Linked DNA regions of Homo sapiens: region 2 is linked to region 1. A link is a loop called in an ENCODE intact Hi-C map of the cell type or tissue named here. Cell type or tissue: PC-9. All regions are shown on one strand. Links, peaks and the distances in the headings refer to the core of each region. The heading gives the core; the rest is flanking DNA. Region 1 overlaps WWC2 (WW and C2 domain containing 2). Region 2 overlaps WWC2 (WW and C2 domain containing 2).

What was found. A loop is a pair of places that touch in the nucleus more often than their neighbours do. Peaks named below come from ENCODE experiments on the same cell type or tissue, not always from the same donor. Only the 100,000 strongest peaks of a DNase experiment are listed, where the experiment ranks them.
Region 2: a loop joins it to region 1, with 2.1 times the contacts of the local background. A loop is called at or near these places in 3 of 110 quality-filtered maps.

What each region holds. Positions count from the first base shown.
Region 1 is chr4:183,196,189-183,208,502 of GRCh38, reverse strand. It overlaps WWC2 (WW and C2 domain containing 2), which reads right to left. Exons shown (of 23, transcript NM_024949.6): 3 at 347-550. Among named protein-coding and RNA genes, the nearest start is that of WWC2-AS1, 38 kb to the left of the region's middle. In PC-9, for the core only: no CTCF peak of the experiment used is centred there; DNase peaks (open chromatin) are centred at 6,942 and 7,812; H3K27ac peaks cover 2,151 bases.
Region 2 is chr4:183,111,935-183,124,248 of GRCh38, reverse strand. The region is part of intron 1 of WWC2 (WW and C2 domain containing 2); the gene reads right to left. Among named protein-coding and RNA genes, the nearest start is that of WWC2, 19 kb to the right of the region's middle. RefSeq lists enhancers at 999-1,499, 1,500-2,000. In PC-9, for the core only: no CTCF peak of the experiment used is centred there; a DNase peak (open chromatin) is centred at 5,458; H3K27ac peaks cover 1,335 bases.

The DNA.
Region 1 (12,314 bases), core at 2,581-10,580:
TCCAGTTCCTCCCCACTAAAAATATTGTACAAAAGTAGCAAAAAGGGCCAAACTACTTGCACTGTTCTGAAAAGGTAAAAATTAACTCGTAAATGCATAAAAGGCAACCTGGCAGAGGCAGGTGCAGAAACAGAAGGCATGCATAACCCCCAAACAGGGATTCTTTTATCTGAAGTAGGGGTGAGAAAATCTGGGGTGTGCCCTCACCTCTCAATGGTTTTGAGAGACTCTTCCTGCTTAGGAGGGAAAAGGACTCAAAATTAAACTCCATAGAAATGTAAGTGGTCTTCTGTTATCTACAATTCAGTCTCCACTTCCAAAGTCTGAATAGCCACACTGTACTTACAGCTTGTGTGAGAACTTGACTTTTCCTTATAGGCATCATTTAATCGCACGTATTCATCCAGGGCCAGCGCCAGCCTCTGCTCCTTCACATGGTACAGTTCCTTCTGTGTCCGGAGGGCATCCTGTGCCACAGAGAGGTAGTCCTTGAGCATCTTCTCCTGTTCCCCCCTCCATTGTTTTCTTGGATCTTCTATCTGCGTGGTTTCTGAAAACATTAGGTGGAGGGTACTTTTTAGAATTTAACTTTGTTTTCCGGCTTGTTTAAGCTTTAGGGAGTAGGCTAGCTTAAGTTCTTGTATCCTCTAAGGAGTTTATTTAGCTGTGCTGGAGTGACTTCTCCAGAAATTTTAGTTTTATTTTACCCAGTCTCATCAACTTCCTTCCTCTTCCAGGTTCTGATCAACAGTGTATTCTCACTATAAATCTACCACACACAATGTTGTCAATCAGATCATTCAAGAATTCTGTGGCTCCCCAGTGCCTACAGAATAAAAGCCAAGCTATTCATTCCAGCACTCAATGCCCTGCATAAGCTGGACCCAACCCACCTTCATTCACCTAATACAGGACTGTAGACACACTGCCCTCTGCATCAGCACTAATCAAAGTTGGTCTACTCTGCAGACCAACACCAGTCCATGAACTCAGTTTTATGTCCGCAACAGTAATGACAGAAATAGAAAACATTTTGTAATCATTATAGCGATTTTAGTCAGTTATTGTTTATCTGTTGATAAATACTATGCATTTCTTTGTGTGTATACATTTTCACTTTTCCAGTAATTCACTTTTTCTTGTATTTTACAAAAATATCAGTGAGTCCGCAGTGGATCTGAAATTTAAAAATAAACAAACAAACAGAACCCTGGTCCTGTTTATACAGAATGCTCTAGCCTAAGGCCCTGGTTCTTGCTTCTGCACTTCCACAAACTACAATCAACCAGAGACCCTTTTAAAAAAAAAAAACCCAGACCAACTAGAGTTTCTGTGGATGCAACCCAGGCACGGTAGATTTCAAAGCTGCTCAGGTGATTCCATTGAGCAGCCGAGCCCAAGAACCAGTGTTCTGCAACAGCATTCACATGCTGCCTCCTCCAGAAGGTGCCCCAGCCACCTCATCTGCAAGTCAGCCCTTTATCCTCTGTCTTCCATGGCAGCTTATGCTCAGTTTATAAACTCCAAACACATTCTTTACTGTGTGGTGAAGCTACAGTAGGGGCCACAAAACATGAAGAAAAACAAAAATGAAAGAATCAGATTACCCTAAACATTTTATGTTCTCACATTTTAAAATTAACATATTTTTTGACCACATGTTGGGCCAAGGAGTTGGAGTGTACTGCTGTCCAGCATTGGGATACCATGGTGTATACAAGAGAACGGACAGTTTTGGTGATGGTTAGTGCAGGCTGGTTAAGAGCTATCCCCCTGTGTCTGCAGACATGTACTGGACCCCTCTGCTGTGAAAGAAAGGAGAGTGGCCATTTGCCAGTAGAGGAAGGGGTTGAGAATGGGACAGAGTAAATAAAAGAGGTTTCCTGGATGCTGATGTTCTATTTCTTTCACCCATCGAAATTACACAGTTCACTTCTAAAATATTTGTTAAACTATGTTATTTCAGTCTATGCACTTTTCTGTGTGTAGTATTCAGTAATACATGTTTTAAAATAAAAGTGGAATAGTTCAAAGGCATAAAAACTATGGTATTGTGACTTAAGATCTCGTCTCTAGCAGGATATTGTATCCGAGTGGACCCCACTCCCAACAACAGCAAACACAAACAGGGGATAATTTGGGACAAAAAGAAGTATGGCTTTAATACAGAAAACACATGAAGCTTGATACACAAAAGGTTAATAGAGATTTTTAAAAAACAAAGCAAAACACAAAGAAGGCCATGGTGGAATAACAGGGCCACTGTAACTAGAAGATAAAATATATGAACAATGGTTTTCAGATGTTGGACAACAGGTAGTACAGGATTGTGATCTCTGAGAGAAGGGAAATGAACCCCACGATTACCCTACATTTCTGTCTGAAAGCACTTTTTGGACAGCAGTGCAAAGAGGGGTAACTCAAGCAGAGAAAGGAGGCACTGCTGAATTGCAGGGAGAGGGAAGCAGATTTCACGGAAGCCATGACAGGTGGAATTTGTAAAGCAAAGCACAGTAGAAGCTCCAGAGACTGGAGAAGTTCCAGAAATTTGCACAGGGGTCACAAGAAGTCTGTGAGTGAATGCTGAGATGACAACGGGAAATGCACAAGGCCAGGCAAAGGACAACTGGGACGCTATAGGCAGATAAATTCCCCGAGCTCACACAGGGCTGTGACAGTTTCAAATTATGACCAGCCAGAGGAGAAAGGCCACAGTGAACATCTAGGGAATCCAGTGGAGACCACAGCAAAGTTACACCTTAACAACAGAGCTAAATAAGACATAGGGTAAAGGCTACTCTGAACCTAACCTAACAAAGCTTTGAAACAAGCTTCTAAAAGACCAAGCTGGTCAGCAAGTAACTTAACTGCCGGTCAGAAGAAAAAAAATATAAAACTCCCTAAAAGGCACAAAACCTAGCACTCAATGAAAACAACAACAACAAAACCAACTTTATAATGTCTAGCATCCACTATAATGTTACCAACATAAAAAGCACAAAAATATGGCCCATAATCTGGAGAAAAATCAGTCAATAGAAACAGATCTCGAAATGTAGAAAGGATGGAATAAGCATAATCTAGATAAAACAGCTATGTTGCAACAGAATAGAGTCCAAAAATAAACCTGCACATCTACTGACTATTGTGCAAATAGCCAGTAAGCAGATGAAAGGAGACTCAACATCACTAATTATCAGCGAAATACAAGTCAAAACTATAATGGGATACCATTGCTCACTATGTAAAATGGCTAGAATTTAAAAACTGGCAATGCCAAGTGTTGAAGAGGATGTGGTGCAATTGGAATTCTCATTCATTGCTACCGGGAATCTAAAATGGTCCAATCACTTTGGAGAACAACTTAGCAATTACCATACAACCTAGCAATCCTACAACTTGTTATTTACCCAAGAGATATGAAAATATGTATCTACAAAAAGACCTCTAAACAAATGCTCATTAGCAGCTTTATTCATAATAGACAAAACTATTACAGGTAATGGCTAAGCAAACTGTGGTATATCCATACAATAAAATACTACTCAGCAATAAAATGAAACAAAATACTCAACAGCAATATATAAGACTCTCAAACACATGTTGAGTGAAAAGATGCCAGACACAAAAGACCACATGCTGTATGATTCCATTTATATGAAATTCGGGCAAAAGTAAAGCCAATCCAATGACAGAAAGTGATTGCCTGGGCCCAGCAGTACTGAGAAGTACTTGTTACAACAGAGCAAGAAGAAAGCTCTTTTTGAGGGGATGGAAATGTTCCCTATCTTGATTATTGTGATAGTTACATGGTATACACCTGTCAAAACTCATGAATTGTATAGTGAAAATAGATGCAATTTATGTATTTGTATATAATAATAAAGCTGATTTACAGTTTATTATTAAAATATGCTTTACAAGGTTCAAATGAATGACTGATGATGACTGATAAAGAGAAATGAGGTATAATGGAACAGCAATAAAATCCTTTGCCACTACCAGCTGTTGAAAAGAGCACTGGTTAGGGAGTAAGGCCGTGTGGGTTCCATATCCACCTAGCCAGATGTGAGACTCTAAGTATTTTACCTCTCTTACTCTCATGTCTCTCGATTGTAAAAAGAGGCTGAAATATGGACGAATATTTTCTGATGCAGCCTTTGTAGCAGACACTGTTGGTGTCCTATCCTGGTATTCTCGGGTCTTTCTGCCACAGCCTGCTGTTTGTTGTTGATGGATGTCTGACTGCTCTAGAGCACTTCGCTAACTCACCTGCAGCCAATGACTGACAAGTGAAGAAGACAGAAAGAACTCCCAGGTAGGGCAAACTCTGAGGTAGAAATTGTACTTTAGAGCCACCACAATCATGTGGAGTCAGAGACTTTGCAGAAATAAAACCTTCAGCTGTTTTTTTCCCTCCACTTTCTTTCTTTCCTCATTTCCTTACTGGTTTATCCTGGGATTTCCTTCATAAACCACTTTCACTTAAATTCTTGGCTTAGGGTTTGCTTCTGAGAGAACTCAACCCAACATACCCTTGTATAATCTATGCAAATGGAAACTGAAGAAGTTTGGTCTTGGACTGTACTACTCATACCCTCCTGTGATGGCGGCTCTTAGTAACACTGTGTGTATGGGCAAGGCAGGGGAGAAATGAGAGGAAGAATCGCTCTTGAAAACAAAAAAGGAAAATAAACCTGTCATTAATAGAGAAATGTAACGGCAAGTTCTAGCAATTGTTTTCTAAGATTCTACTAGAGAACTGAATAAATACGCAGCTCTGGTTATTGTAAAAACAAAATTAGATTAAGGCACAGCCTAACTGACTCAATAAAATCATTTTTGTGTACCATTAGTAACAGTACTCTTAGATTTTAAGCCCTTGATGTCATATCATACCTGAAAATACTTCCACAGCCCACTCAGAGTTCCACAACCCCTTTCTTAGGGGTGTAGAGAGTGTACATTAGTCAGCCCAGGCCACACTGGAAATGAAAGGAGTGGATACAGAAGGACTATGGAACATATAAAAGGAAAGTGTTCCAATAAGAACCTCAGCACTTATTACTAGAAGGGGATGAGGAGGTACAGAGGTGCAGGAGGAAGAAGAAAAAAACAAAATGATATGGTAGCACTACCACCTGGGTGATAATGCGGGTACCTCAGAAGGGCTGAGGTACCCGCATTGTGAAAAACTAAACAGGAAAAGGAGGGATAACTCTTCCTTCCACCTAATACCTGAATAATTAAAATGATTCCATATTGGAATGTACATTGAGAATACTGAGACTCAGGTCATAATGAAAGTTTAAAAAAAAAAAAAAAGCAAATGAATTATTTTGAGTCCTGAGGAAGTTATAAGAATACGAATACTGGAAAAAAGAACTGAGATGTAATATCCCAGTAGTTAAGATCATAAACCCTGTATTCAGTCTAACTGGGTTCAAATTCAGGTGTGTCATTTACAAATTGTGTGACCTTGAGCAGGTTCTTAAACCTTTCCAGGGTTCAATTTCCTCCTTAATAAAATGGAGCTAATTCAGGGGGCTGTTTGGAAGATTAAATGAGATACTGCAAAATATAAAAAGCCTTTAACGCTAGTAAGCTATAACACTGTCTCTGATACTCAGATTGCAAAAGCAAAGAAATTATAAAGTCACATTCCTTTCCCCAGCCTTGACTCCAGAGAGCATCTGTGTCTAGAACTAAGGCTCCACAGATCACTCTGCACCCATGTTAACCTACCCTGGCTTGAACCAGCTGATGAAAATGGGATAGAGTCAGCTGTAACAAATGAATTATATATACATATGCTCAACACTTCCCCTCAATCTGTGCACATGGCAGCAACACCGGAGAAAAAAGAGACTTGTAACTTAATAAATTATAAAATTATATCCACTCTGCTCCCTCTTCCTTTAGTGGAATTTGCACACTCCACCACATATGTATTTATACAAGATGTCAGGGGCAGATCAGCAGATGAGACCGAAAAACAATCAAGAAAATATTTCTTCTCAAAGTTTCTTAGTATGACACATAATGTTGCACTTTCCATTTGTCAGTGGATGGTGTATTGATCATTTTTTAAAATTTTATATATTTTATGATGCTTTGATGTCTTGGGGGCCTTGCTGTCTGGGAAGAGACTGCCCCTCCCAGGGCTAATTTAATTCTTAGAGATAGCAAATGACTCCCATGAGCCCATCCTTCATATGTAAACCAACAGTCCAAAAGCCCATATCCCTAACCTCCTCTTTTATCTAACTCAGACTCCAAACCAATATTTCCCCTGCCCTACACCACCCCCCAGAGAAGATACTGGACAACTAGAGACCATTCCCATAACCCAGAGTCTGCCGAAATTATTCAACCTAGCCAATCCTAAACTTGCTCAGATTTGCCTACCCTGCCTCACTCATTCCTTCCCCAGGAAACCACAATACAGGCTCTGGGCCATGATTTCTCCTCTGCTCCTTCTGCCTTCCAACCAACCCAAGCGCTTCCCCACTATGTGGCCCAGAATGGTGTAGTATGCCCCCTTCCCTTGAGAACTATAATAAAACTTCTTTCAATGGCACTGACCTCTTCCCATCATCACTCAGTCACCTCTATAAATTAAATCCTGGGTATAATCAAAACAAGATGGGCCATGGGGCTGGCCACTATATGAACGTAAGAACCTGTTCCTGATAGATTAGAATAGAAATACTATCAATTTTCTGGAATGCCCAGGGGCATATACTGTCTTCAAAAAGCTTTGCCTGGTAATCTCAATCTTAATGCAGCCCAACGAAGTATTTCTGGTTGGCCCCAAGAGCTACAGCAAGTCAAAACCTAGAGAATAATCTGCTATATTTATTTGTTATTTGTTCGTTAATAAGTCAGAGGGCATCTGACTTGGCCCACAGGAATTTCCAGAGACCAGACTGGTTCTGTGGGTGTTTAACCTGGCCTCTAGGGATAAGGGATGACTCTAAGCTAAAGTGATTCAGGCTGTGAAGGCTGGGTCCTTTTGAGGCCAAGAGAAGCCCTGGGTGATCAACAAAATGGCCTGAGTCGGACGGGCACAGTGCAACCACTGCTTTAGACCTAGAGCTCTTGCCTCACACTCACTGGCTAAAGTTGAGCTTTCTCTAAAGTAGTATTTTAAACACTAATTTTAAAGATGTAAATATTTAAATATGCAGAAGATGTATATCTCACCTAACTGTGAAAAAAAACAAACAAACTGTATGCTAGAGCTGATGTCTAAACAAGAGATGTACAGGATGGACAGACCCTCCAGCCAAGAATCTTCAAGGACATCACCACCACAAGGCAGCCCAGCCATCTGGAGAATGTGGGAGATGGGCAGAGATCAGTCAATAAGAGTCCAAACTTCTCAGGTTCAAATATTCATTATAACTCAGGTCTCTGAATATCCTAATATTTAATACCTATATCTATTTCCAATATTTATATATGTGAGTGCAACCTGCCTCAAAGTACAGAATTCATCCTCTAACGAACATAAATGTGTGGTCTTCAAAAGTTTTCAGAACTGTAGATGACTCCCAATAATCCTCATCTCCTAGTAATTTATGCCTCTTGAGTATGCGCTAGATCTGATGGCTTGCTTCTAATGAACAGAACATAGAATAAGTGACAAGATATTACTTCTGAGATTAGGTTACAAAAGACTGTGCTGTTGTCCTGCTCACTCTCTCTCTCCCTGATTCTTCTTGGCTTTTTGGCTCTAACAAAGCAAGCTGCCCCGTTGTGAGCTGTCCTGTGGAGAGGCCCACGTGGCATGGAATGAGGGAGGCCTGTGGCCAGCAGCCAGCAAGGAAGTGAATCCTGCCAACAACCGTACGAGTGGCTTGGAAGCAAATCTTTCTCCAGTCAGCCTTGAGATGACTGCAGCCTGGCTGACACCTTGATTGCAAACTACCACAGAGACCTTGAGCCAGAGTATCCAGCTAAGTCTTGCCTAGATTCATGGCCCACAGAAACCATGAGATAATAAATATTATTTTAAACCACTAAGTTTTGGAACAATTTGTGACAATGAGATATATAATTAATAAACTAATAAAGAGATAATAAAAATTAAAAATGTATGTTAAAAATCTGAAATGTTCTTAAGTTATAATAATTATAAGATATGTACTCTCAGTTCTCTCTCAATCTTTTGAGGTTTCAGCCAATCATATTTCCCTCCATCTTGGGGACACGGTATATTTCAATAAAATACTTGTCACTGGCTAAAATGCCACGAAACACTGACTGACACTTAAATGAATAAAGGGCAATAATGATGATGATAATAAACTATCAGCATTTGTCTTGGATAGGTCAGGAAAAACACTCCAGTAGACTGGTTTAAACACCGCATATTACAAGAGAGTCAGTGGGAAGCATTCTCATTTCTGAAATACTGCACAATTCAAATATGAACTACAAAAGAGGGTTCCCAAAGCCACCTTAGAAGGCTTCATAAAGCAGGATGGTGCTTCATCTCCATCGTTGTATTTGCAGAATAGATTTGTGAAGATTATTTTTTAAATGTAAATACTCAAGTATATTACACAAATGTGGTATTTTTTATTAAGACCCAGTGGCCTTGGGAGCTCATGGCATTATAATATAATTTGCTGTTTTCTACTATATTAAAGAAGCAATATATAATACTGTCAAAATGCCCTGTACCTCAAGGGAATTCACATTCCATCAGTTTTATAGATGTGAAACTTTATAGGTAGAGAACACATGTGAATTACAAGAGCTTATCATGGAAGATAACATTAGATTCTTCAAAGAAGATTTTTTTTGTCTATAATGCATATTTCTGTTCTTCCTACTGTGCTTAGGAAGAATAAATCAAATGAATATAAGTAACTTTCCTTATCTTCCTTTTTATAAAGTATCTGCTATATTCATTTATTATTTGTTCGTTAATTTCTACAGACAATTATTGGCCATCTACTACAGGGTTTGGAAAAATAAGATAATCGGGCATGATCCCTCCTTCCAAGAAACTTACAAAATGTAGAAGAAATAGTGACATAGATGTACGCAGAACACAATTAATGCCTTGAGCGGAGAATGGCTATGTGCATGGCTAGTGTATGAGTGGCTAGTACCATGGCAGTTTAGAGACAAATGCGTTTCTTCTGGCTGAAAAGAGTACAGTTCCGTGGAACAGGCTTAATTAAAGAGGGCTTTGAAAGATTCCCGACAAAAGAACCTGGCCCGTTCCCTGCCCCAGTCAAAACCCCCGGTTACCCCAGTCACACCAGCCTTCAGCTGCACTGAATTTCCTGCATGTCTTTCCTCAAGTCCTGCTTTCCTCAAGTCCTGCTTCTTGAGACCTTTGAATCTACTTGTGGTCCTCCTTCTTCCCCACCGTCTTTTTCTCCAGCCTGGTTAACTCAGTCATCTCTTTGGTTTCAGCTTAAAGCACTTTCTCCAAGTAGATGTGGCTACACTCTTTAGAATGGAAAGGCTGCTTCTTCATGTTTCCCCATCTTCTCCTGGCATGGTGGTGGTCCTTTCCTTATTTCACTACACATTCTCATTTCTTTACCAATACCCCAAGAAGGACTAGCCTATGATCTCTTGAATGTCCAGTAAATGAATATGAAACTCATTTTGAAAGCAGTAATGTGCCACAAAAGGGTTTTATGCAAGAGCACAAAAGGAACCTTTTTTTTTTTTTTTTTTTTTTTTTTAAAGAGACGAGGTCTTATATGTTACCAAGACTGGCCTTGAGCTCTTAGGCTCTAGCGATCTTCCCACCTCACCCTCCTGAGTAGCTGGGACTACAAGCAAGAGCTACCATGCTCAGCTTCAAAGAATCTTGACTATATTCTATGAAAATCATCTGACAGAAATGTGAAGTTCTATTATCAAAAGAATTGATATCATGGTGCAAAAAATTTTTTGGTGAAAATTATACATTAAATGAAAAAGTTTATAAAACAGTATATATAATATAATCCCATTTGCGATGTAAAATACATTTAAAGCTGTGTGTGAGGTGGGGAGATTCCTTGAGGTCAGATTTAAGACCAGTCTGGGCAACACAGAGAGATGCCATCTCTACCCCCAAAAAATGAAAACAAAAATAAATTTTAAGAAACTGTGTATATGTGCATGTGTGTATCAATATGAAAAAGTCTGGAAGGATACACGTCAGAAGATTTAGAATACTTAGTTAACTCTGGGTTGTATGAACATAGATAATTTTTCTTCTTTTCATTTATCTATATTTTCTACTTTTCTCCTATATACCATTACTTTTCGTTTGTTTGTTCTTGAGACAGGGTCTCACTCTGTCAACCAGGCTGGAGTGCAGTGGTGTGATCACAGCGCATTGCAGCCTTGAACTCCTAGGCTCCAGCAATCTGCCCACCTCAGCCTCCCAAGTAGGTGCGACCACAGGTGCAAACTGCCTCCCAAGTAGTTGGGACTACAGGTGCAAACTGCAAAACACGCTGAAAGAATCTATTCCCAAAACTGAACACAATCCTTTTACATGAAGTTCCAGAACAGACAAAACTAAGCTATGGTGATAGAAATCAGAACAATGTCTGCCGCAGTAGGGAGGGCTGACTGGAAAGGGGCAGGACAGAACTTACCAGGGTGACGGACAAAGTTTGTACCTTGATGCGGGGGCAAGTTACAAAGGACTATACATACGTCAAAGTCCACCCAAAATACACGCTTAAAATCAGTGCATTTTTGTGTATGTAAATGAAACCTTGATTACTAAAAGAAAAAAAATTACAGTACAACTCTGACTCTACCAAAAAGTGATTTACTTCTGGTTGTATTAATAATATCAAAACCTTATAAACCATACCTCCTTATTTACCTTCTAGTTAGCTGCAAACATCCCTCACTGATATCTACACCCCCACTCCACATATACCCACTGGAAGGTGAATATGATCATACAACACTGATGGCCTAAAATAACTTTCACAGTCAAGGTCAAATCTTTTACTTCTAAATATTCAATAGTGTTTCTTAGAAATAGTGTTAAACAGCCAAACATTCCTTATTTCATTTTTTATTTAAATAATGAGAAAATGATGCTGAAACTATACGATGTCAGAACACAACATATGTGTGGAACAGCTGTTTGAGAAGATAATACCATTTGCTTCCTAAACTACTTCACAGGAATGTCTTGAAGATTAATGAGACAATGGACCAGATCGTTTTCAGTGGGTGAACTGTTTGCTGTCGGTCATTTGGGTACAACAGATCACCAGAATACCATTACCATTACAGCAAAATAGCAGACTTAAAATTTTATATTCTAATAGTGAAGTTTTAAAATATTCAAAATGGTGTTTTTTGACACATAATTTATACTTGAAATGTACTTTAATTCCTTTAAATAACAGAAAGCTTTTGATTGCTGAGTTAAGCAATAAAGCTCTTCTTTTTAACATTTTAAGAGTTTATCATTATACTAGTTGCCCAGCGATGAAAACATAAAAGATGCAGTCATTGCCCTTAAGAAGCTCACAATTTAGTGAGGAAAACATACAAAAAATAATATAAATGCAATATGAAAATGCTTTTTAAAAAAATCCCTATGCACCTGGTCCTCTGGAAATATCTGGATGGGGCACTCGACCAGAATGGGACGGGGACCTGTGAGGTGGAGGGGTGGGTATCAGAGAAGGCCTGTGGGAAGCAGTGGCACCTGAGCAGACTGCCCCTAGAAGGATGTGGCCTTCAGACAAAGGGAGGGCCTAGGGGCTGTGCAGAGAGTGCTCAGGCTAGACTCTACAGATGCAAAGAAAGGCAGCCAGCTGAGGAGGCACAGGGTCCTCCTAAAGGCCTCCAGTGCCAGGCAGGGCAGGAGATGAAAAAGGAGAGGCCGGTGCAAGCAGACTAGGAAGAGCCTTCTAGCAAGGAATAGAACACATGCATCTGGACTCTGGGAAAGACTTAGACAGATGTGGCAGCCAGCAGTCTGAAGGAAGTAACTGAAGTTATCACCCAAGGAGATCTGCAGCATGCAAACAGCAGAAGACTAAAGACTATTACAGAAATCCTGACAGCAGGTCCCGGTGAAGAAGAAAGAGGCAAAAGAAAGCTGGGCAGGTGTGGTCACGTATGTGAACAGTATGTCACAAAATCCAAAGAGTAAAGAGCAGGAGGGAATAACTCACAGTGGCAAGTCACAGAGACAAGACTACAGTGTTGTTTGGATTTGATAGTTTGTAGGGTGTATTAGACCCTTCTTGCCTTGTTATAAAGGAATACCTGAGACTGAGTAATTTATGAAGAAAAGAGGTTTAATTAACTCACGG
Region 2 (12,314 bases), core at 1,743-9,742, 83 kb after region 1:
AGATTTCTTTCCAGGAAAATGTAAATACCAAACTGACCCCTGAAGACAAGAAAATCAGCCATATAGATACCCAAACAATTATCTGCTACCAAATAGATAACTAACAGGAACTGTTTGGGTATCTATATGGCTATCTAGAAGAACAACCCCTTCCCAGAAAAAGTACAAGATCTCATAATCTATAAATCTGAATTCTACCAAACTGCAAGGAACATATTTAATTCCAATGATACTTAAACTGTTCCAAAACATGGAGAAGAATGAACGTTCCGAATTTTTTTAGGAAGTCAGCATAACATTACAACCAAAATCTGGTAAACAAGGCATCAAAAGAGGAGGAAAATAAAACTAGACTACTCTCACAAATATTCACGTAAAAATCCTAAAAAAAAATTAACAAATAGAATCCAGCTTCATATCAAAATTAGGAAATCTTTTAAATTTAAATTTATTAATAAAATTCATCATATTAATAGTGTAAAGCACAAACTATCTCTGTATAGTGAAAAGGCATGTGGAAAATTCAAAATGTATATTTAATATATGTCAAAAAATATGAAGGCCAATAAACATGTATGTCTATAACACCAAGATTTAAGAAATGATATTATGCTATATTTGCCTTCAGATTTAAAAAACAAAGAACTGTAGATATCTTTCAGGATAGACCCCCTTACACTCTTCCTTCCCCACAGAAAACCACTATCCTGATGCTGGGGTAGAGCATTCCTGTTTTAAAATCTTGACCACCTATGTATATATCCATAAATGCTATATGCCTTAGTTTTGTGGGGTTTTAAATTTTACATGAAATACACACACACACACACACACACACACACACACCTGAAACTTGCTGTGTTTCTCTAAACACTGTCACTGAGATTTGTCTATGTTGGTATTTGTAGGAAGATTCAAGTTCATTTATTTTAACAGCTGTATAGCACTCTGTAATTAAACCATAAAAATTGTTTAATACAATCTCCCATTGACAGACATTTGTATTGTTCAAAATTTTTTGGGTTTACAAATTAAGCTACAATGAACTTACTTGAACATACATGCAAGAGTTTCTCTAGGATACACAAATGGAATCCTGAGCTGAACAGGATGCAAATGTTTAACCTGACATACATTGTGCCAACGGCTCTCCTTAGTAGTAATATCAACTCACACTCCTATCAACAATGATGAAAGTTCCTATTTCCCTACATCCTCTCCATACCTGATGTTGTTAGGCCTATTAATTTTGGTAAATGTCATGGAAATGAAATGGTCTTTCATTGCAGTTTAACTCTGCATTTCTCTTACTTCTAATGAAACTGAGATCTTTCCATATATTCATTGATCACTCTGTTCTCTTCTGAGAACTGGCTGTTACTTTTACCCCATTTTCTTCTTTCTCATTTACTTATTAAAATACAGATCTTGGCCAGGCACGGTGGCTCATGCCTGTAATCCCAGCACTTTGGGGGGCCAAGTTGGGTGGATCACTTGAGGCCAGGAGTTCAAGACCAGCCTGACCAACATGGCAAAACCCCATTGCTACTAAAAACACAAAATTAGCTAGGGGTGGTGGTGCATGCCTGTAATCCCAGCTACTCAGGAGGCTGAGGCACGAGAATCGCTTGAGCCTGGGAGGCGGAGACTGCAGTGAGCTGAGATCGCACCTGCACTCCAGCCTGGGCAACAGAGTAAGACTCTGTCACAAAAAAAATAAAATAAAATACAGATCTTTATTCATTCAGGATACTAATTTTTTACTGATTATATGCAAACATTTCCCCTTTTGTCTTTAATTTATGCCTTTTGTCATGTCAGAGTTTTAATTTTATTGTAATCCACTATGAAATACAGATACCCATCCACCTATAATTTTCTAATAGCTTAAAATCTGTATCTCCTTGTTGATTTTAGGCATAAATCGATGCACTAATTTGTGTGTGTGGGAAGGCATAGGGATCTGAATTTTATTTTTTAATATACTAACAGATGGCCTATTGTACCAGCACCATTTATTAAATAATCCATTCTTGCCCCACTGATTTTATAATTTGCCTAATACATAAATAACATTTATAAATCAGTAATAAAATAGCAACTTTCCAATAAAAATAAAGAGCAAAGAATATGAAATCTAGTTCACAGAAAAAAAATGCTTCTTGGCTGGGCGTGGTGGCTCACGCCTGTAATCCCTGCACTTTGGGAGGCGGAAGCGGGCGGATCACGAAGCCAGGAGATCGAGACCATCCTGGCTAACACAGTGAAAGCCCGTCTCTACTAAAAATACAAAAAATTAGCTGGGCGTGGTGGCAGGTGCCTATAGTCCCAGCTACTCGGGAAGCTGAGGCAGGAGAATGGTGTGCACCCAGGAGGCGAAGCTTGCAGTGAGCCAAGATCGTGCCACCGCACTCCAGCCTGGGCAACAGAGCAAGACTCTGTCGCAAAAAAAAAAAAAAAAAAGCTTCTTAACAAGTGAAAAAATGTCCAACCTCACTCATAATAGGTGAAAAATGCTATTTCATTGTAGTTATAATTTGCATTTCCCTTATCTATAACAAATATAAACTATTTTGAAATATAATGTTTGACAAAGGTGTGGGGAACAGGCATAAATTCATGGGTTACTGGGAATATATATTGGTACAACCTCCATAAAGAACAATTTGAAACAATCTATCAAAATTATAAATGTATATACCTCTGACCCACCTCTATTAGATTGAGTATCCCTAATTTGAAAATCCAAAATCCAAAATACTCCAAAATCTGAAACTTCTGAATGCCGACATAACACTCAAAGGAAATTGCTCATTGGAGCATTATGAATTTTGGATTTTTGGTTTAGGGATGTTCAACTGGGAAGTATATAATGCAAATATTCCAAAATTTAAAAAAAAAAAATCCAAAATCTGAAACACTTCCGGTCCCAAGCATTTCAGATCAAGAACACCCAAACTCTATTAGCACAACAATCATCACAGAAAATTACACGTCAACAATTTAATTATTTTCCTCCACAATGTTACTTTTTTTTTTTTTTTGAGATAATGTCTCTATCTGTTGCCCAGGATGGAGTGCAGTGGTAGGATCACCATCACAGCTTACTGCAGCCTTGACTTCCCACCTCAGCCTCCCAAGTAGCTGGGACTACAGGTGCGCACCGCCATGCCTGGCTAACTTTTGTATTATTTTGTAGAGACAAGGTCTCGCCATGTTGTCCAGGCTGGTCTCAAACTCCTGGGCTCAAGTGATCTGCCGGCCTCCCAAAGTGCTGGGATCAAAGGCGTAAGCAACCCCTCCTGGCCACAATGTTACTTTTTAAAATGTGTTCTGGCTGGGCATGGTGGCTCATGCCTGTGAGCCCAGCACTTTGGGAGGCCAATGCAGGAGAACTGCCTGAGCCCAGGAGGTCAGTCAGCCATGATGGCACCACTGCACTCCAGCCTGGGCCACAAAGCAAGACCAGCCATTAATTAAATAAATGTATTTTATTGTTCACATCCAACTTATACCAAAATTAAAGAGAACTTCCCCAAAACTAAAGATAAGGTAAAATTAAATAATATTAAATATTAACAGAAATTTAGGGAATATCATGATTTTAACAAATGCTTGCATTTTTCTCTGTACAAATTTGAATATTTGAACATTTTCTTCTCTATAAAGGGAATTTTCATTTAAATTAAATGTGTAAAACAGTGCAGTATACACATAATCATTTCAAGTGACCCAAAAAGTAATTCCATAATCTCCAAGTTATTCCCCTAGTCTACAGTCTTACTCCCCAGAAGCAGCCACTAATAAAGATGCCTTGTTCAAAATGGTTCTAGTTCATAAACGTCAGCATCAATCTGTGTACATGCATTTTAACCCTAACATAATCACAGTAGAGATCTTTGTATTTGGGCACTAATACATCTTTCTTTGTTAACAATTCACAGTATTTCATTCTATATGCTATGATTTAACTAACATGAATAAAGGTGTTTTTCAATAAAATTTATATACATTCCCTTTCAGGCAGCTGACATTGAGAATGTTTAAATAACTGGTTTTCCAACTAACTGATTCCTCATTTTCCTCTACAAGGCCAAAAAGGATACCAGCTTTCCTAAATTATTAACTTAATCATAAAGTAGCAAAACATCCTTTCTATACTTGTAAAGGTAATTTTTCATCTCTACGGCTAGGATATCCCTTCTGATGTCTTGATGAAACCAGCTGTTTAAATGATTTCCATTTCCGTTGTGGGTTTTTAAAAAACCCAATAACAAATAAATTTAAGTTCTGTGAATGAACTGTTTAAGAATCATATAATTATCACTATGGATGTATATCAGAGTAAAGAACTCAGGGGTTAAAGGCTGACCACAGAAGAAATGAAAATCGTGGAAAGAAAATGAACGTAGTACTAAGAGACTTCCATGATTTACACATAAAAAACTTCCCTCAATGGGTTAAATGAATATCCATCTCCAATATACTACGTGCTCATTTTAAGTTCCCACCCATAACTCAGAATATCTTTTGGAGTTATCCTAAGTTATATCTGTGTTTTTAAAACTGACATCTTAACCAAAAAAAAGTCCATTTTTAGTTTTTAAAATTAAAACTTCTGTTTTTAAAAAACTCACTGTTTTCCAACATACATGGGCAAAGTGCATGGTTACACAGAGAAGTAAATATGAGGAGGGGCTTTATACCCCGTCTTGAAATGAGGCGCCCAGCAGGTTCTTCCAAAACCTTAAGAAGCAAGTCATGGTTTCTTCTTGCTAACTGTGTAAAGGACAAGTGCTTCAGGGTTCATTCTCAATAGTGACCTGAAGAAGAGGCGAGGATGCAGGAAGAGGACAAAGGGCATCTCTTCACTTCGTCCTATATTCTCAGTGGGAGAATTAATTACATTATCACTATATATCCTTAAACTAAGCCATTCCCAGACTCCATGCCTTTAACTGGAGAAGTAACTTCTGTAGTCCAGCCAAATTCCTAGTGCCCTTCTGGAGAGGGAATTCATGGAAATTCATCTTAACGGCAGGGCCAGTGCAATGCTCCTGATTTTCATTCAAATGGGCCAACCTGTGTCCTTCACTACCACCACTAATTTAGGTAAACACTGCTAGTTTAAATAGCACAAAGGAGTATAATCAAAAATCACACAACAGAATCAAATAGCAAGTCTAAGCAATCACTAGGAGTCAGTAAAATTCAGACTGGAGTACGGTAGAAAGCAATGAAACAAACACCATCAGGACAAAAGGAGTCTTTAAGAATGAAGTAAAGTGTTGTCAGGGGAGGATGAGAGACAGGATTACAAAAAAAAAAAAAGTTGAGATATTTCAGATAAATCATGACCCTTCTATGCAAACCACTACACACAGCTTCTTTTTGGTCACAATAGTAAACCCGGTCAGACAACTGGCTAAAAGGACTCAACGCTTGGCTACTTGGCTGCAGCCCCATAATGTCTTTCCTCATTTGAATAGCATTTTAGGAATGTTTTGTCAATGTGTCTGATGATTATTCACTTCTACTGCATTCCTCCCTTCACCACGATAATTATGGTCACAGTAACAATTTATTTTATAGACAGAACACTCACAATGCTAAATGATGACTTTTTAAAAATCTGTTAAGATTCATGTATTTGTCCACATTTTCTAAAAAAGTTAATTTTAACAATTGTTGCTCATAGCAACACAGGACAAAAGATTTTTCACATGCATAATCTAGGCATTTAATCAAAATTCACAAACTTGATCTCAAACCAAGTCAAATGTAGAAATGTAGGAAAACATAGAATCAGATACACAATATATTTCTAGCTACCATAAAGACAGAAAAAAAAAGTGCAGCAACCTGTAACAGGGATAAGGAATGTACAAATGAAAAGATTCCTCTTTAACCATAGTTTAGTGACTGCCTGTACACTTCTAGGTAAGTTTCACAGCATAAGTAAATCCAACAAAAACATGCCACACTCCCTCTGAATTTCTATCACTTCCTATTTATGAAGGCTCTTTACCCTGAATCCAAATCTAAGTAGTTTAAAGCAAACTATAACGTGGCAATCGACTGAAAGAAACTATTTTTCCTCTAAGACTGAGGCTCGACTATAAGAGTAGAGGTAAAAAAAATATCCATAACCGGCCAGGCGCAGTGGCTCACTCCTGTAATCCCAGCACTTTGGGAGGCCAAGGTGGGTGGATCACGAAGTCAGCAGTTCAAGACCAGCCTGGCCAACATGGCGAAACCCCGTCTCTACTAAAATACAAAAATTAGCCGAGCATGGTGGCACGAGCCTATAGTCCCAGCTACTTGGGGGGCAGAGGCAGGAGAATCGCTTGAACCCGGGAAGCGGCAGTTGCAGTGAGCCAAGATCGCACCATTGCATTCCAGCCTGGCACTCCAGCCTGGGCGACAGAGCGAGACTCCACCTCAAAAAAAAAAAAAAAGATCCCCAATCAAGGTCTGCGGGCTGGGCATGGTGGCTCACGCCTGTAATCCCAGCACTCTGGGAGGCTGAGGCAGGAGGATCCCTTAAGCGCAAGAGTTCAAGACCAGCCTGGGCAACACAGGGAGATGAGACCTTGTCTCAGTGTTTTAAACAAAAAAAAAAAAAGCTTTGTAATTTACATGTTTGTGGTAAAATCAAGGCTTTCTTGGATTATAGTAGACACCCAACAGGGTTTAAATTAATGAAAAAGCACTATAGAAAAGAACGTGGCCGGGCACAGTGGCTCATGCCTGTAATCCCAGCACTTTGGGAGGCTGAGGCGGGCAGATCACCTGAGGTCAGGAGTTCGAGACCAGCCTGACCAATATGGTGAAACCCCATCTTTACTAAAAATACAAAAATTAGCTGGGCATGGTGGCGGGCACCTGTAATCTCAGCTACCCAGGAGGCTGAGGCAGGAGAATCGCTTAAACCCAGGAGGCAGAGGTTGCAGTGAGCCAAGATCACGCCATTGCACTCCAGCCTGGGGGACAGAGCAAGACTCCATCAAAAAAAAAAAAAAAAAAAAAAAAAGAAGAAGAATGTGGAAGAGCTGGAACTCCACTTTATCACTTTGAAAATTCTCTATCCTTCATGATCAGTTCAACTTGTCTCGAAAAGGGAGGGGATATGCAGAAGTGTAGGTGGTGTAAGTGGCACATTTGAAAAGGAGATGGTTCCACAGAAGCCTAGATTGGGAGAAGCTGTGGGACAACACTGAACCGTTTTTAGAACCAGAGACAGGACAGGAATGAAGAGGATTTATAGCATATAGATCTCAGCCTCTAAAAGAACTGAAAACACTGGAACAAGGCAGAAATGACAGAATCAAATTAGGATTTATTTGAGCAACTAATATCCACAAGACATTGTACTGGGTATCTTGCAAGGCAGGATAAATAAATAATATTGTGCATGATTTAACTAAACAGAGCCTATAACCTAATTTGAGAAAATAATAAATTCTGAAAAAGTAATAGTTTAATTCAAGGAGTCAAAATACAGTACACATGTAGTTTTAATACAGATGCTAAAAACAGGTAGCATAAGAATTAAGCACTGGAAGATTATGTGTGGCTAAGTTGTTAAGGCAAACTTTAAGTGATGAAACTTCAGCTAAATCCTGAAGGAGGCTCTATCTTCCAAAGCCAGGGAGGCGGCCAAAGGCCTTTCCTAGCAGGAATCGAAGGCAGTATCTTGTTAGATGTACAGCTTGGAAGTCAGACAGACACGCTTGAGTTCTGCCACCACTTAACAGCTTTGTGCCCTTAGACAAGTCACTTAAACCTCTTCAGTCTCAGTTTCCTAAAATGGAAATAATAATGGTACCTATCAAAGTTTCTTTTATTCAATAGTTACTAAGAGCTTGCACAAAGCTGAGCATTGGAATACAGTAGTGAACAAGACAGACACAATACCTGCCCTCATGAAGCTTGAGATAAATATGTGAAGGGCTCTTCACATAACTTATGGTACTTGTCATCATCATCATCTTTAGCACAGTGGTGAAAAGTATAAGATATGTTCCAGTGAATGGTGCAAAAACAGACACACACACCAATGGAACATGTTAGAAAAACCAGAAATAAAGTCACACACTTACCACCATCTGGTCTTTGACAAAGTTGACAAAAATGAGCAATGGGGAGAGTACTTCCTATTCAATAAAAGGTGCTGGGATAACTGGCCAGTCATATGCAGAAGACTGAAACTGGACCCCTTCCTACACCATATACAAAAGTCAACTAGAGCTGGATTAAAGACTTAAGTGTAAAACCTAAAACTATAAAAACCCTAGAAGAAAACCTAGGAAATACCATTCTGGACGTAGGCCCTGGCAAAGATTTCATGACAAAGAGGCCAAAAGCAACTGCAACAAAAAAGAAAACCAACAAATGGGACCTAATTAAACTAAAGAGCTTCTGCACAGCAAAAGAAACTATCAACAGAGTAACCTACAGAATTGGAGAAAATATATGCAAACTATGCATCTGACAAAGGTCTGAAATCCAGAATCTATAAGGAACATAAACAAACCAACAAGCAAAAAACAAACAACCCCATAAAAAATGAGCAACGGACACGAACAGACATTTCTCAAAAGAAGGCATATGAAAAAATTCTCAACATCACTGATCATTAGAGAAATGCAAATCAAAACCACAATGAGATACCATCTCACACCAGTCAAAATGGCTATTAGATAAAAGTCAAAAGATGCTGTCCAGGTTACAGAGGAAAGGGAATGCTTAAACACTGCTGGTAGGAATGTAAACTAGTTCAGCCACTGTGGAAAGCAGTTTGGAGATTTCTCAAAGAACTTAAAACAGAACTGCCATCCAACCGAGCAATCCCTTTACTGGGTATATACCCACAGGAATACAAATCATTCTGCCACAAAGACACATGCACATTTATGTTCACTGCAGCACTAATCACAATAGCAAAGACATAGAATCAACCTAAAGGCCCATCAAGGGTAGACTGGATAAAGAAAATGTGGTACATATACACCATGGAACACTATGCACCACAAAAAAGAATGAAATCATGATCTCTGCAACAACATGGATGGAACTGTAGGCCATTATCCTAAGCAAATTAACACAGGAATAGAAAACCAAATACCGCATGTTCTCACTTATAAGTGGGAACTAAACACTGAGTACACATGGAAGCTAAAAGGGAACAACAGACATCACAGCCTATTTGAGAGTGGAAGGTGGGAGGAGGGTGAAGATCAAAAAACTACCTATGGGGATTAGCTGGGTGTGGTGGTGCACGCCTCTATTCCCAGCTACTTAGGAGGCTGAGGCATGACAATCGCTTGAACCCGGGAGGCAGAGGTTGCAGTGAGCACAGATCTTGCCACTGCACTCTAGCCTAGGCGATAGAATGAGACTGGCTCAAAAATAAATAAACAAAAACAAACAAACAAACAACCTACGGGGTACTATGTTTATTACCTGGGTGATGAAATAATTTGTACACCAAACCCCCGCAACACACTATCTACCCACATTAACAAATCCACGTGTGTACTCTGTGAACCTGAAATAAACGTTGGAAGAAAAAAAAAAAGGTATGTTCCAGTGAAAACAAATAAACCATCTTAGCTGAAACAAGGTTTCACAAAAAATATTGCCATGTCTCAAGGCTCAATCTTGGAACCTCTCCTTTTCCTCTCTTCCAGTAATCTCATCCCATCCCACAACTTCAAATACTACCTATGTATAAACCAAATTTAGTATCTCTAGCTCTGAGCTGTCTCCTGAACAAAAGATTCTATATCTGGGTGTCTACTAGATTTCTCTATTTGTATGTCTTCATAGGGGTCTCACACCTTGTATTTCTTGCATTGCTATAAGCACCTGAAATGGGGTAATTTATAAGGAAAAGAGGTTTAATTGGACCTATGACTTCTGCAGGCTACACAGAAAGCATGGCCCCAGTCACCTGCTCAGCTCCTGGGAAGAGCTTCAGGAAGCTTACAATTAAGGTAGAAGGCAAAAGAGGAGCAGGCACATCATATGGCCAGAGCAGGAACAAGAGAGAGGATGGCGGGGGGAGGAGGTGGTGCCGTACACTTAAACAACCAGATACTGCAAGAACTCACCCACTACCCGACCTCCTACCAGGCCCTACCTCCAACTAGGAATTACAAATTACAATAGTGGGGACACATATTCAAACTCTATCACACCTATACATCGGAAACAGAACTTTGGATTAGCAATCCAAATGGATACCAACCAACCACATTCTCCCTCGGTCTTTCCCTAATGGTAACTCTTTTATTCTCTCTTTTCCTCAAGCCTCATGTACCCACATCATGAGCAAGTTCTTTCATTTTTACCAAAAAAACATAGGTTTTTTAGGTAAAAGCAAATCCACTCACTGCTTCCCACTGCCAAAGCCATCATTCTAGTGCAAGCTCTGATTGTTTCTCATCCAGATTATCTCACTAAAAAAAAAAAAAAAATCTGTAATTCCTTCTCCATAGAGTAGTGATCTCTTTTTTAAAATAAGATCTTTAAAAAGAAAAAAAGAAAGGCCAGGCACAGTGGCTCACACCTGTAAATTTCAGCACTTTGGGAGGCTGCAGAGGGAGGACTGCTTGAAGCCAGGAGTTTGAGACCAGCCTGGCAACATACTGAGGCTCTGTCTCTACCAACAAACAAAAATGAGTAAGATCATCTTGCATGCACGTGCATGTGCGCGCGCACGCGCGCGCACACACACACACACACACACACACACACACACACAGGCCCCACCTTACCTCAGTTCAATTGAAAACTCTCCAATAGCTCCCAAACAACCTTAAAATCTTGATGGTCTACAAGGCATACATGATAGGACCCCTTTCTATAGGTTGGTGCAAAAGTAATTGTGGTTTTTGCATTGAAAGCAATTACTTTTGCACCAACCTAATACTTCTCTGCCTCATTTCATAAGACCCTCCTCCCTCTGTTTCTACATCAATCTGTGCTGATGGAAACGTTCTGTATTTGCAGTGGTGCAATCTCAGCTCACTGCAACCTCCGCCTTCCAGGTTCAAGTGATTCTGCTGCCTCAACCTCTCAAGTAGCTGAGATTACAAGTATGCACCCCACGCCTGGCTAATTTTTGTATTTTTAGTAGAGATGGGGTTTTGCCATGTTGGCTAGGCTGGTCTCGAACTCCTGACCTCAGGTGATCCACCTGCCTCGGCCTCCCAAAGTGCTGGGATTACACGCATGAGCCACCGTGCCCGGCGGAACTAAATTTCTAACTTAATTTTAACTAGTTTAAATTTAAATAGCCACATACTCCTAGAAGGTATCATAGTGGAAAGCACAGGGCTAGTACTTCTGTTTAGTCTTTTCTTCTGCCTAGACCACTCTTCCCCCCAGATCTTCACATGAATGGCTCCTTCTTATCCTCATAGCTCAGCTAAATGCCAGCTCCTCAGAAAGGCCTTTCCTGATCACCTAACCCAAAGCAGCTCCCACCGACACTATTATCACTTCATCTTGTTTATTTTAATCAAAGCAAATTCACTACTATCTTTAGAATCTGTTTGCCTTCCCCAAAGTAGAATATAAAATCCATGAAAACAGAGATCTCACCTATTTCATTCAACACCGTGTCCCCGAAATGTATGTGCTAGGCATATAGTGTTTCCAATAAATGTGTGACGAATAGTTTGATTGAATGAATGAATGAGTGACTGAGTGAATGACTAGGTGGTGAAGTCAGTAAAGTAAGCTGGGGACAAATTATGGAGGTTACTGGAAGAAGGAAAAGGTCCTTCAAATGCATACATTTCATTTCTATGGGTACAGGCCTCCGCCGTGTTAAGTGTCCCTGTGGGGACAGGCAATCTAAGCACAGAGCATGAAGGGGCACACACAAAGCAGGTCTCTATTCTCAAATAACTTAGAATCAATTTTATGAAAACATTAGTGATGCAGACACACACAAGCTCCTTACACATGAGACACTAGGAAATCTCTCAAGAATGCATCTACATACGTTCTACAGGCATACCTTCAGGGGTAAATGAAGGACTGAAAGTAGAGTTAGACAATCAAGTTAGTTTTGTAGTCTTTCAATCTACAATAGCAAACCAGGGCACTGATGTTATGTTAAACATTCTGCCAAGTTAAATACTGGTTTCTAGTCATGCTGTCCTATGAGAAATATCATTAGCTATGTCATTTAGCAGAAAAGGGGAAGGGAGACAAAGAAGGAAAAAAGTAAATGATCTGGCTGGGCGTGGTGGCTCACGCCTGTAATCCCAGCACTTTGGGAGGCCACGATGGGAGAAATG